3 separate regions of the Homo sapiens genome follow, and all the other regions are linked to region 2. The links are chromatin contacts, found by Hi-C or POLR2A ChIA-PET in ENCODE. All regions are on one chromosome and are shown on one strand. Each heading gives the region's core, a stretch centred on a gene start or an enhancer-like site at or near the end of the contact. The rest is flanking DNA. Distances are from core to core; before and after follow the strand shown. Region 1 overlaps ZYG11A (zyg-11 family member A, cell cycle regulator). Region 2 holds the start of ORC1 (origin recognition complex subunit 1). Region 3 holds the start of ZYG11A (zyg-11 family member A, cell cycle regulator).

What was found. A loop is a pair of places that touch in the nucleus more often than their neighbours do. ChIA-PET counts read pairs that join two places held with the same protein, here RNA polymerase II (POLR2A). Pooled maps may share reads with other maps.
Region 1: a pooled map shows a loop between it and region 2 (3-fold over the local background). The contact joins the enhancer-like site here to the promoter of ORC1 in region 2. A Hi-C loop is called at or near these places in 1 of 37 single-sample maps with no recorded cell type and 2 of 50 pooled maps. POLR2A ChIA-PET finds 5 or more read pairs at or near these places in 1 of 52 experiments (B cell).
Region 3: a loop to region 2 is called in a pooled map, with 13 times the contacts of the local background. The contact joins the promoter of ZYG11A here to the promoter of ORC1 in region 2. A Hi-C loop is called at or near these places in 6 of 37 single-sample maps with no recorded cell type and 9 of 50 pooled maps. POLR2A ChIA-PET finds 5 or more read pairs at or near these places in 5 of 52 experiments (B cell, GM12878, H1 and 1 more).

What each region holds. Positions count from the first base shown.
Region 1 is chr1:52,858,858-52,862,391 of GRCh38, forward strand. ZYG11A (zyg-11 family member A, cell cycle regulator) reads left to right here. Exons shown (of 14, transcript NM_001004339.3): 4 at 1,874-2,014. Among named protein-coding and RNA genes, the nearest start is that of ZYG11A, 18 kb to the left of the region's middle. Within about 2 kb of position 1,759, at least 3 of the 41 ENCODE cell types and tissues checked have a DNase peak (open chromatin) inside an H3K27ac peak, as active enhancers do.
Region 2 is chr1:52,402,619-52,406,066 of GRCh38, forward strand. ORC1 (origin recognition complex subunit 1) reads right to left here and starts at 1,805. Exons shown (of 17, transcript NM_004153.4): 1 at 1,628-1,805. It overlaps PRPF38A (pre-mRNA processing factor 38A), which reads left to right and starts at 1,984. Exons shown (of 10, transcript NM_032864.4): 1 at 1,984-2,261; 2 at 3,062-3,221. The coding sequence starts at 2,132. RefSeq lists an enhancer at 1,304-2,503.
Region 3 is chr1:52,841,160-52,845,023 of GRCh38, forward strand. It overlaps ZYG11A (zyg-11 family member A, cell cycle regulator), which reads left to right and starts at 1,601. Exons shown (of 14, transcript NM_001004339.3): 1 at 1,601-1,814. The coding sequence starts at 1,725. RefSeq lists a silencer at 1,351-1,680 and an enhancer at 2,182-2,775.

The sequences.
Region 1 (3,534 bases), core at 509-3,008, 460 kb after region 2:
ACCTGCCTTGGGCTCCCAAAGTGCTGGGATTACAGGCATGAGCCACCATGCTTGGCCCAGAGCTGTTGTTTTAAAGTAACTCTTTCTTTATAATAATACCTCCTTAGTTCTTCCTAGGGGAAGAGAATAAAGTGATTTGTATACTCATTAGTTGTGTTAACATTTTATTCTTTTGATTTGAAGTTAGCAATTGTTGTATTTTAATTAATTAATTAATTAATTTTTTATTGAGACAGAGTCACTCTGTTGTTCAGGATGGAGTGCAGTGGCACAATCTTGGCTCACTGCAACCTCTGCTGTGAGCTGAGATCCCCAAATTTTTTTTGGGACAGTCGAGTCCTGCTCTGTCGCCCAGGCTGGAGTGCAGTGGTCCGATCTTGGCTCACCACCAAGGATTATCTCTTCCCCCCTTGGATAAACTTGGCATCTTTGTTGAAAATCGGGTGTCCGTATATGTGTGAGTCTGTTACTGGGCTCTTTATTTTTTATTTTTTTTGAGACGGAGTCTTGCTCTGTCGCCCAGGCTGGAGTGCAGTGACACGATCTCTGCTCACTGCAATCTCCGCCTCCCGGGTTCACGCCATTCTCCTGCCTCAGGCTCCAGAGTAGCTGGGACTATAGGCACCCACCACCACGCCTGGCTAATTTTTTGTATTTTTAGTAGAGATGGTGTTTCACCGTGTTAGCCAGGATAGTCTCGATCTCCTGACCTCGTGATCTGCCTGCCTCATCCTTCCAAAGTGCTAGGATTACAGGTGTGAGCCACCACGCCCAGCTGGGCTCTTTATTTTTATCTGTTTGTGTATTGCCTTTTTTTTTTTTTTTTTTTTTTTTTTTTGAGACAGAGTCTCGGTCTGTCACCCAGGCTGGAGTGCAGTGGTGTGATCTCGGCTCACTGCAACCTCTGCCTCCCGGGTTCAAGTGATTCTCCTGGCTCAGCCTCCCTAGTAGCTGGGACTATAGGCGTGCACCACCACGCCCATCTAATTTTTGTACTTTTAGTAGAGATGAGGATTTACCATGTTGGCCAGGCTGGTCTTGAACTCCTGACCTCAGGTGATCTGCCCACTTTGGCCTCCCAAAGTATTGGGATTACAGGCCTGAGCCATTGTGCCCCGGCCTACTGTCTTGATTACTATAACTTTATATGAAGTCTTGAAATTGGGTAATGTGACTTCTTCAACTGTTATTCTGTTTCATAATTGTTTTGGTTATTCTAGGTTCTTTGTATTTCCATATAAATCATAAAAGCAACTTGTCAATATCTACAAAAAGGACTACTGGTATTTTAGTTGGGATTGCATTAAATCTGTAGGTCAGTTTGAGGAAAATTGCCGTTTAATAACGTTGAGTCTCATGTTGTTTTAAAAAATAGAGGCGAGGTCTCACTATGTTGTCCAGGCTGGTCTCGTAGTCCTGGGCTCAAGCAACCCTTGAGCCTCAGACTCCCAAAGTGTTGGGATTACAGGCATTAGCCACCACGCCTGGCGCTAGTCTCCTGATTCTTGAATCCTGTATATCTCTGCATTTATTTAGATCTTTACTTTCTCTCAGCATATTTTGTCATGTAGCTGGGACTACAGGCGCCTGCCACCACGCCTGGCTAATTTTTGTAATTTTAGTAGAGATGGGGTTTCACCATATTGTTCAGGCTGGTCTCTACTCCTGACCTCGGGTGATTCACCTGCCTCAGCCTCACAAAGTGCTGGGATTACAGGCGTGAGCCACTGCGCCTGGCCAACACCTGGAACATTTAATTGAACATTTGTTGTTATTGTCTTAAACACTGGATGCCCCAAAAACCCTGTGGTTAAAAATGAATGGTGAAAAAATATGAATGGTGAAACCTGTTTGGTAACATCTTTATTTTCAGGTTGCTGGAGGAGCCAGTATGAGTCAGATTTCAGAAGCACTGAGCCGATACAGGAACAGATCATGTTTTGTGAAGGAAGCCCTCCACAGGCTGTTCACAGAGACATTTTCAATGGAGGTAACCATGCCTGCTATTTTAAAGGTAATTGAAGGAAGACAATTTTTACTATTACTTCTTAACTTGGTTCAATTAATAATTGTTCACGAACCACACTGAATATAATAAATTATATGCTTTATTCTATAGTGAGTCAAGTGCTCTCATAGAGCAAAGAATGTTAAGCTTAGCTGCCAAAGTGTCTTTTGCTTTGAGCATCTGGATTTATGTGGAATAAATTAGAATCAAAACAGTTAAAATTTGGTCTAAGTAAGGGAATAATAGGATCATGTGGCTTTCTGAAAGAAAACAAGTGCAGAACAAAATAAAAATAATTAAGGGTGGCCAAATCTACCACTTGAAGTATTTTGTGAATGACATAAAGTTGCTTTTATCGATATAGCCAAACTTAGCTTTGGTTTAGGGAAGGATGCGTTTTATTGTAAATGTAATTACAAGTATTAAGAGGCTTGGGAAAGAAAACTTCAGTTATTTATTTTTCTTTTATACATGTGTTTATTTGAAAATTGTTGTTTTTAGTGAAACATAACAATGAAAGGTCTTAAGAAAAACCTTGTCTTTATTTGTAATTTTTTGCAATTCCTTAAAAATGTGGATATTTTCCCAGCACTTTGGGAGGCCGAAGCGGGTGGATCACGAGGTCAAGAGATTGAGACCATCCTGGCCAACATGGTGAAACCCCGTCTCCACTAAAAACAATACAAAAATTTGGTGGGCGTGGTGGCGCACTCCTATAGTCCCAGCTACTTGGGAGACTGAGGCAGGAGAATCGCTGGAACTCGGGAGGTGGAGGTTGCAGTGAGCCGAGATTGTGCCATTGCACTCCCTCCTGGTGACAGAGCGAGACTCAAAAAAAAATATTTTTACAGCATGGGAGATTAACTTTATTTACAGCTCAAAAGCTGTATAAAGAAAAACTCTGGGTCAGCTGTGGTGGCTCATGCCTGTAATCCCACCACTTTGGTTGGGAGGCCGAGATGGGAGGATTTCCTGGGGCCAGGAGTTCAAGACTAGCCTGATCAACATTAGTAAGACCCTGTCTCTACAAAAATTTAGAAAAAGAAAAAAAATTAGCTTCTGGCTGGGCACCATGGCTCACGCCTGTAATCCCAGCACTTTTTGGGAGGCTGAGGTGGACAGATCACCTGAGGTCAGGAATTTGAACAGCCTGGCCAACATGGTAGAACCCCGTCTCTACTAAAAATACAAAAATTAGCCAGGCGTGGTGGCAGGTGCCTGTAATCCCAGCTACTCAGGAGGCTGAGGCAGGAGAATCACTTGAACCTGGGAGGTGGAGGTTGCAGTGAGCCGAGATGATACCACTGCACTCCAGCCTGGGCGACAGAGCAAGACTCTGTCTCAAAAAACAAAAAAAAAGTTAGGTGGGCATGGTTGTACATGCCTATAGTCCCAGCTACTTGGGTGACTGAGATTGGAGGACTACGTGAGCCCAGGATTTTTTTTTGGTTTTTTTTTTTTTTTGAGACGGCGTCTCGCTCTGTCGCCTAGGCTGGAGTGCGGTGGCTTGATCTCCGCTCACTGCA
Region 2 (3,448 bases), core at 555-3,054:
AAAATGCACACAAGGATAAAACAGAAATACAAAGGCTGGGCGCAGTGGCTCACGCCTGTAATCCCAGCATTTTGAGAGGCTGAGGTGGGTGGATCACCTGAGGTCAGGAGTTCGGGACCAGCCTGGCCAACATGGTGAAACCCCGTCTCTACTAAAAATACAAAAATCAGGTGGGCATGGTGGCAGGCAAATCACTTGAACCCGGGAGGTGGAGGCTGCAGTGAGCCGAGATCGCAACACTGCACTCTAGTCTGGGTGACAGAGCAGAACTCTGTCTCAAAATAAAAAAAAGAAAAGTAGATGTTATTATCACTTCAAGGTGATAACTTATCCTATCTTATACAGGATGGCACAGCCTTAACTCAAACCCGGAAAAGCCAGACTGCAATTACTGTGCTCTTAACTACTTCACCTTACAACACACTGTGTGAAACTGGATAATGTTAATATGTAACTGAGAGCTTGCTTTTGGTGTACTTATTACAATAAATCAGGCTTCCCAGCCACTGACTGAACATTGTGGATTGGGCCTCAATTTGCTTACCCACAAAATGGAGAAAATAGAATCTTCCGTTTATTCAACCAATATTTATTAAGTACCCATCGTGTGCCAGGCACTATTTTAGGATAATGGAAGATTAAGTGAAAAAATGCAAAATGGTAAATCCACTTTCCCACTACCTTAATCCCTTGCATTTATTTGTAAGGTACAGTGGTTTTATTTATTAAGTATCATTTGATGAATACTATGGAACTAACATAATTCAAGCAAAATTTTGCATTCAATTTCGGCAGATTCACAAACCTCCTAAAGTCCACATATTGCCCTCCATTAAAGTTAAAAACTGTTGCAAAGGGACTTAAACCATTCTGTCATATTGGAAACTCCTTTGGCATTTCCAGCCCACCTAACACAGCAGAGACGAGGGTACTATTATTCATGTGTTACAGACAACTAGAATCGTATATAATCATTGCAGTTTCACAAATAGATCAGGATAAGAATGCCTTTTCCAACTGTCACAGCAGAAGACTCTTCAATTCCGGGGTTAGAAAAGAGAAGTAGGAAGGGGGCCACCAGACTTCTCTTCTGAAAAGAAGGTGAATGACAGACAGCCCAGCAGTTAGGAGCTCATCTGAAAAAAAGATCTGGGTAGGAGCCCAGACTGCTTAGTCACGAAAAGCGACCTAAGACACGTCCCTCCCTGGGCGCAATTTACGTCCGTAAAATGGGGTAATAACCTCTGCTCCGCCTTCCCTGTAGTGGTTCCTACACTATAGCTCAAAGAACGAAACAAGTAGAGTGCTTTACAAATGCAGATGGAGGGAAAGTCATCACTGAGCATCAGGGTGCGGAGGGCAGGAATGCTCCTGCTTCTAGGCTGTTGGCTTCCGCCTTCCCCCCTGCAAACTCAGTTCCCTGCAGCGCGGGAAGCCTTTTAGGAATCGGAGTGTGGAACAGAGGAACGCTCTTAACAGTTCAGAACAGTGCCTGGCACTGAACAGGCGCTTGGTACATGTCAGCTAAAAGAATCAATGACTGAGTCTACAGAGAACGTCCTCAGTTTCAGAGGTTCCGATGCGCCCTCCCCCGAGTCCCTCGCAGCCCGCTGGACGCCACACTCACCCGGCTCCAAAGCTTCCTCCGGCTAGCCGCAAGCCCTCCGTTTCCTACCGCCTCCACTTCGAGAGCTCCGGGGGATGCGGCACCTCTAACCTGCACCAGCAGGGCTCCTTCTACAACTACGGGCCGAAAGCCAGGACCAAAGCGTGTGTCTCACTAGAAATGAAAAGAAGGTGGAAGGAGAAAAGAAAACTTCGCGCCAATCGGCGTGGCCCCGCCCCCAGACCGTCCCTTCGTTGCGACACCAACTAGCTCGCCCCGCCCACTCCGTACACCTAAGAGGGGCGCATGACGTACATCCGCTAACATGCAGCCGCCATCATTGATTCGATAGGCGACGCGGGGAGCGGAAGCCCTTTACACTACGGTGTTTCCGGCTTCAAGATGGTCGCCTAAGCTGTTTAGTGAAACTTCTTCCACCTTTCTCCATTCCTCTAGGTGCTTTTTCTGAACCTGGATGTGAGGCATTAAAGGATCCGACGGAAATAGAATTGAAGGCATTCTAAAATGGCTAACCGTACAGTGAAGGATGCGCACAGCATCCATGGCACCAACCCTCAATATCTGGTGGAGAAGATCATTCGAACGCGAATCTATGAGTCCAAGTACTGGAAAGAGGAGTGCTTTGGACTTACAGGTAAGTGGAAGCGCGCGGAGCGCCTCTCAGCCCCCTTGTGGCCCATTTCTCCTGACCGAGCGCGGGTAGGACTAGCGACTGGCCTCTGGGGGTGGTACTGGAACGGAGTATGTCGATCATTCAGAAAAATTTTGAGTGCCTGCTAAGTGCCTCGTCTTGTGTTGAGTATTAGAGGCACAGATGAATCTGGTAAGGTCATATTCTGAAGGCTGTCTCAGTTGGGTGTTGTGAGTTATTCCGTATTTAATGATAGCAGGCTGGGTTGCAACAGTGTTAAGCTCAGGGATCCGGATATAACACTTTGACACAATCTGTTGAAGGTCTTTAAGGACCTAACGTTAATATGCCTGAAACCAAATTCATGATCTTACTATTCTTAGATCTGGGCCGGTTCCAGTATTTATAAATATCAGTGCTTCAGAGAAGTCTTCCAGGTAATCTTCCGATTTGAATTGTGGCTTTAAATCCATGTCCTGTGACAATCTGTGGACCTTGAGCAAGTCACTTTACCTTTCTTAGCCCTCATTTTCCTTACCTGGAAATAAGAACATTGCTAGAACTTTCTTCATGACTTGTTAAAAAAGGTTAAGTGAGATAATATGAAAAGCTTAGCAGGGTACCTATTTTATTATCCATTCTCAATGTATATTAGCTGTTGTCGTTACTGTTATTAATACACATTCGTTCTCCTAATATTACACTGTTGATGTATATTTAGGAGAACCAAAGCTTGAACTAACTCCACTCCAACTAGGAAGAGCTTAGCCCTAATATGTTACTGTATTGTTTTTGTTTTTTAGCTGAACTTGTAGTCGATAAAGCCATGGAGTTAAGGTTTGTGGGTGGCGTCTATGGTGGCAACATAAAACCAACACCCTTTCTGTGTTTAACCTTGAAGATGCTTCAAATTCAACCCGAGAAGGATATCATTGTAGAGTTTATCAAAAATGAAGATTTCAAGTGAGTGCAATGTTCACTAGCTAATATAAGAGGTTTAATTTTGGCGGTTTAGAATTGGGCTTTGGTTAAGAGGGGTGTACACAATGTATCTCATTTCTAGAGAGTTCCACTCCAGATTTTTGCTTTTGAGCCCTTGAGTTTGTATTTTTTGTTTGTTTTTTGTTTTGGAAACAGAGTCTCTCTGTGTTGCCCAGGCTGGAGTGCAGTGGTGCGATCTCGGCCCACTG
Region 3 (3,864 bases), core at 351-2,850, 440 kb after region 2:
CATTGTGGAGTGTACTTTCATTTTCAATAAATCCCTTCATTCCTTCCTTGTTTGTGCGTTTTGTCCAATTCTTTGTTCAAGACACCAAGAACATGAACACCCTCCACCGTTAACAAAAGCATATTGGCGGGGGCACGGTGGCTCACGCCTGTAATCCCAACATTTTGAGACGCCGAGGCGTGCGGATCACCAGGTCAGGAGATCTAGACCATCCTGGCCAACATGGTGAAACGCTGTCTCTACTAAAAATACAAAAATTAGCCGGGTGTGGTGGCGCGCGCCTGGAGTCCCAGCTGCTTGGGAGGCTGAGGCAGGAGAATCACTTGAACCCAGGAGGCGGAGGTTGCTGTGAGCTGAGATCGCGTCACTGCACTCCAGCCTGGGCAACAGAGCGAGACTCCGTCTAAAAAAAAAAAAAAAAAAAAAGCATATTGATTGGACTTGCAGTAAGAAAACTCAATTTTGACTCCCAGGTTGGCCACTCATCAGCTGGCCAAAAAACGTGTTGTCTATTCAACCTGTCAGTTCTTCAGTTTCCCTGTGAGAAAAATGGGGATGATACCTACAGCACAGGATTTTTTTTCTTCTTGTAGTAAGTGGATTAAATAAAAGAATAAATAAATGAAAGAAAAGCATTAGGCAAAGTACTTAAAAATAATTTTAACATCTGAATCCAATCCACTTATCAAGGACTTACTATGTAAAAAGCATTGTGATGTGTTTTACATACATTATTTAATCCTTACATTAAGTCTGTGAGATAAAGCATTCTCATTCTATTTTACTGATGAGGAAGTTGAGCTTCAGAGACATCAAGAATCTTGCTCCAGGTTCTCAAACACTAGATGGCTGAGCGGGCATTCTAATTCAGGATTCAAACTCCAAGGCTCATGCTCTTGAGAACTTTCCTTTTCCAAGGTATTGCTTTCTCTTAAATTAGCTAATGTGTACTAACTTGTGGAGTTTCTTTCCTGGAGAAAGTTAGAAGGGTCTCTCGGGGTTTCTTTCTTGGAGCAGGTTATAAGGGTCTTCTCGAGTACTTTTTAAGTAACAAGAAAGCTAAATAGATTTTTTGGTAGATACTTGCCAATATTTTGTATTCGTTTTATATTTGATTTATCCAGATACTCTAAGGAGTTGAAACAGAGAGGACCGTTAGAGAGGTGCTGTTGCCAGATTTTCAGGGGCAAAGTCTTTGAAATATATATTTTAATGTATGAAAGCTTTAAAAAATATATACATATATAGAAATAATGAATATGTGTGTGTGTGTGTGTGTGTGTGTGTGTGTGTGTGTGTGTACATGTATATATATATACAGTATTCCCCAAACCTACACAGCCGGTCCTCGGGGAATATCCTCTCAAGCCCTGAGGTGCAGGGCTGGGAAGGAGTGGGTGAGCGGCTGGGTCGTGGCAGGTTGGTCTGGGGAGGCTGGGGAGGCTGGGGAGGCGGGAGGAGAACGGTTGGCCCCGGCAGCGGCGTGTCGGAGGGCGGATGGGGCTAGGAGGCCGCCCGGGGGGTGGGGTCTGCGGCGGGCCGGCCCCCGCGTGCGCGTCGCCTCGCCGGGCATTTCAAAAGCTCGCCGGCAGGGCGCGGCGCTAGCTCCGTGTGCCTCGCAGGCGTGGTGGGCGCGTCCTGGCAGCCGCCCGCTTGGTTCTCGCGGGATCCGGGCTCCGGCTCGACGCCGGCTCTCTTTTTGACGCCCCGCCGCCGGGGTTGCCATGGTTCATTTCTTGCACCCGGGCCACACGCCCCGGAACATCGTCCCTCCTGACGCTCAGAAGGATGCCCTGGGCTGCTGCGTGGTACAGGTGAGCACCGGGGTGCGGGCGGCGACGCGGACCTCGGCGCCACGTCCAGCTCCGGCGAGCGCGGCGAGTCTCCTGGGACGCTGCCGAGGCACTTGCTGGGGAGTGTGGCCCGCGCGGGGCTGCGGTCTAGATGCCGAGCCCCTTCCAGGCGCAGGCGTCGCTGCGGAGGTGCGTTGTCGGGGGAGGCGGCCTGGGCGCCGCGGAGCGGGGGGTGCTTTTCTGCGCCCGGCGAAGCGCGTGGAACTTGCGCCCTGAGGCAGCGCGGCGAGAGCCCAGTCCCAGAGACCGGGGCGAGCCTCCTCAGGATTCCTCGCCCCAGTGCGGGCTGCTGTGAGCTTAGACGTAGGTGCAGGGCATGGCACTCGGCTTGGCCCGTAGTGGACGGTGTTTTTGCAGTCATGAACCCAAACGCCGCAAACCTTGACCGTTTCCCCACCCGTGTTGTGGACGCAGCGCCCCGCGGAGGCGGTGACCCTTTGGCCGTTACCACCTGAGGCCTTTGGGCCCGGGGCCGGGCGAGTAGCTTAGTCCGGCTGGGGGAACTGGAACCCGAAGTCTGAGATTCTTTCAGTTCCGCGCGTCCGCCCCCGTCCCCGTCCCGTCCCCAGCCTTTGCCGAATGCCTGTTACTCTTAGCTCTGGACAAAATGCAAACCCAAAGAATGTGTGTTTAGCGCCTGCTGTGTGTTAAGTGTCGCCTTTCTTTTCTTTCTTTCTTTTTTTTTTTTTTTTTGAGACGGAGTCTCGCTCTGTCACCAGGCTGGAGTGCAGTGGCGCGATCTGGGCCCACTGCAACCTCCGCCTCCGGGGTTCAAGCGATTCTTCTGCCTCAGCCTCCCGAGTAGGTGGGACTACAGGCGCGTGCCACCATGCCCGACTCATTTTTTGTATTTTTAGTAGAGACGGGGTTTCACCATGTTGGCCAGGATGGTTTCGAACTCCAGACCTCGTGATCTACCCGCCTCGGCCTCCCAGAGTGCTGGGATTACAGGCGTCAGCCACCGTGCCCGGCCAAGTGTCGCCTTTCTAAAGCAGTCTGGTAACCCCTAGTCTTTTGTAGGCTTTGCTAGGCTCCATTTTACCGATGTAGGGAAGTTGGGAGCTCTGAAATTTAGTTGACTTGCTCGTGAACTTGAATTTCACCTCAGGTGTTCAGACCTCTGGCCCCACTTTGGAAAAAACCCGCCAAGGGCCACCCTTGGGGAACTCGAGGGATTGAGTGGTGAAGGCTCGACCCAAAATTTATGGAGAGAAGGAAATGTTCTGATTAAGGTTGTGCTTTACATATTAACGCCTTGTTGGAAGACTTTGTGCCCTGCAGTGATCTAGCCTGTAATCTTTTGAACTCATTTAGAAAAGTTATATAATTTGTGGATTTGTAATTAATGGAAAACTTGGATTTTTTACGTGTGTGCTAGCATCGTCTCAAGCACATTTTTTCCTGCTTGGAATCGAAACAAGATTTCTTTACAAAAGTACTCACACCCATTTTCTCTGTCTAGTTCTGGGTATATCTCATTTTCTTTGTTAAGGATTTTATTTATTTTTAATTAATTATTTTAATTACACAAATATTGCATGAATACTTTTTTCCCTATGAAACATACATACAATTATTTCCATTTATGTCATTTTAATCTTCTCTTAGCAATGTTTTGTAGTTTTTAATATAAAAGTCTTTTCACATTTTGTTAAATTTGTTCCTGTTCTTGATACTATTGTAAATACTTTTTTTTTTTGAGACGGAGTCTCCCAAAGTGCTGGGATTACAGGCATGAGCCACCGTGCCCGGCCAGCAAATATTTTTTAAAACTTTATATTACCTTGTGTATATATAAGAATACATAAAATTGATTTTTGTATATTGATCTTGTATCCTACAGCCTGGCCAAAGTCACTTAGTTTTCTTTATTTTTTTGTAAATTTTTAAAGATTTTCTACACAGTCATATTATTTTCTTTTTATCCTTTTAATTTTTTATTTTTAATTAAGACGGTGGTTTCCCTATTGTCCAGGCTGGTCTTTGAACTCCGGCTCAAGCAATCCTCTTG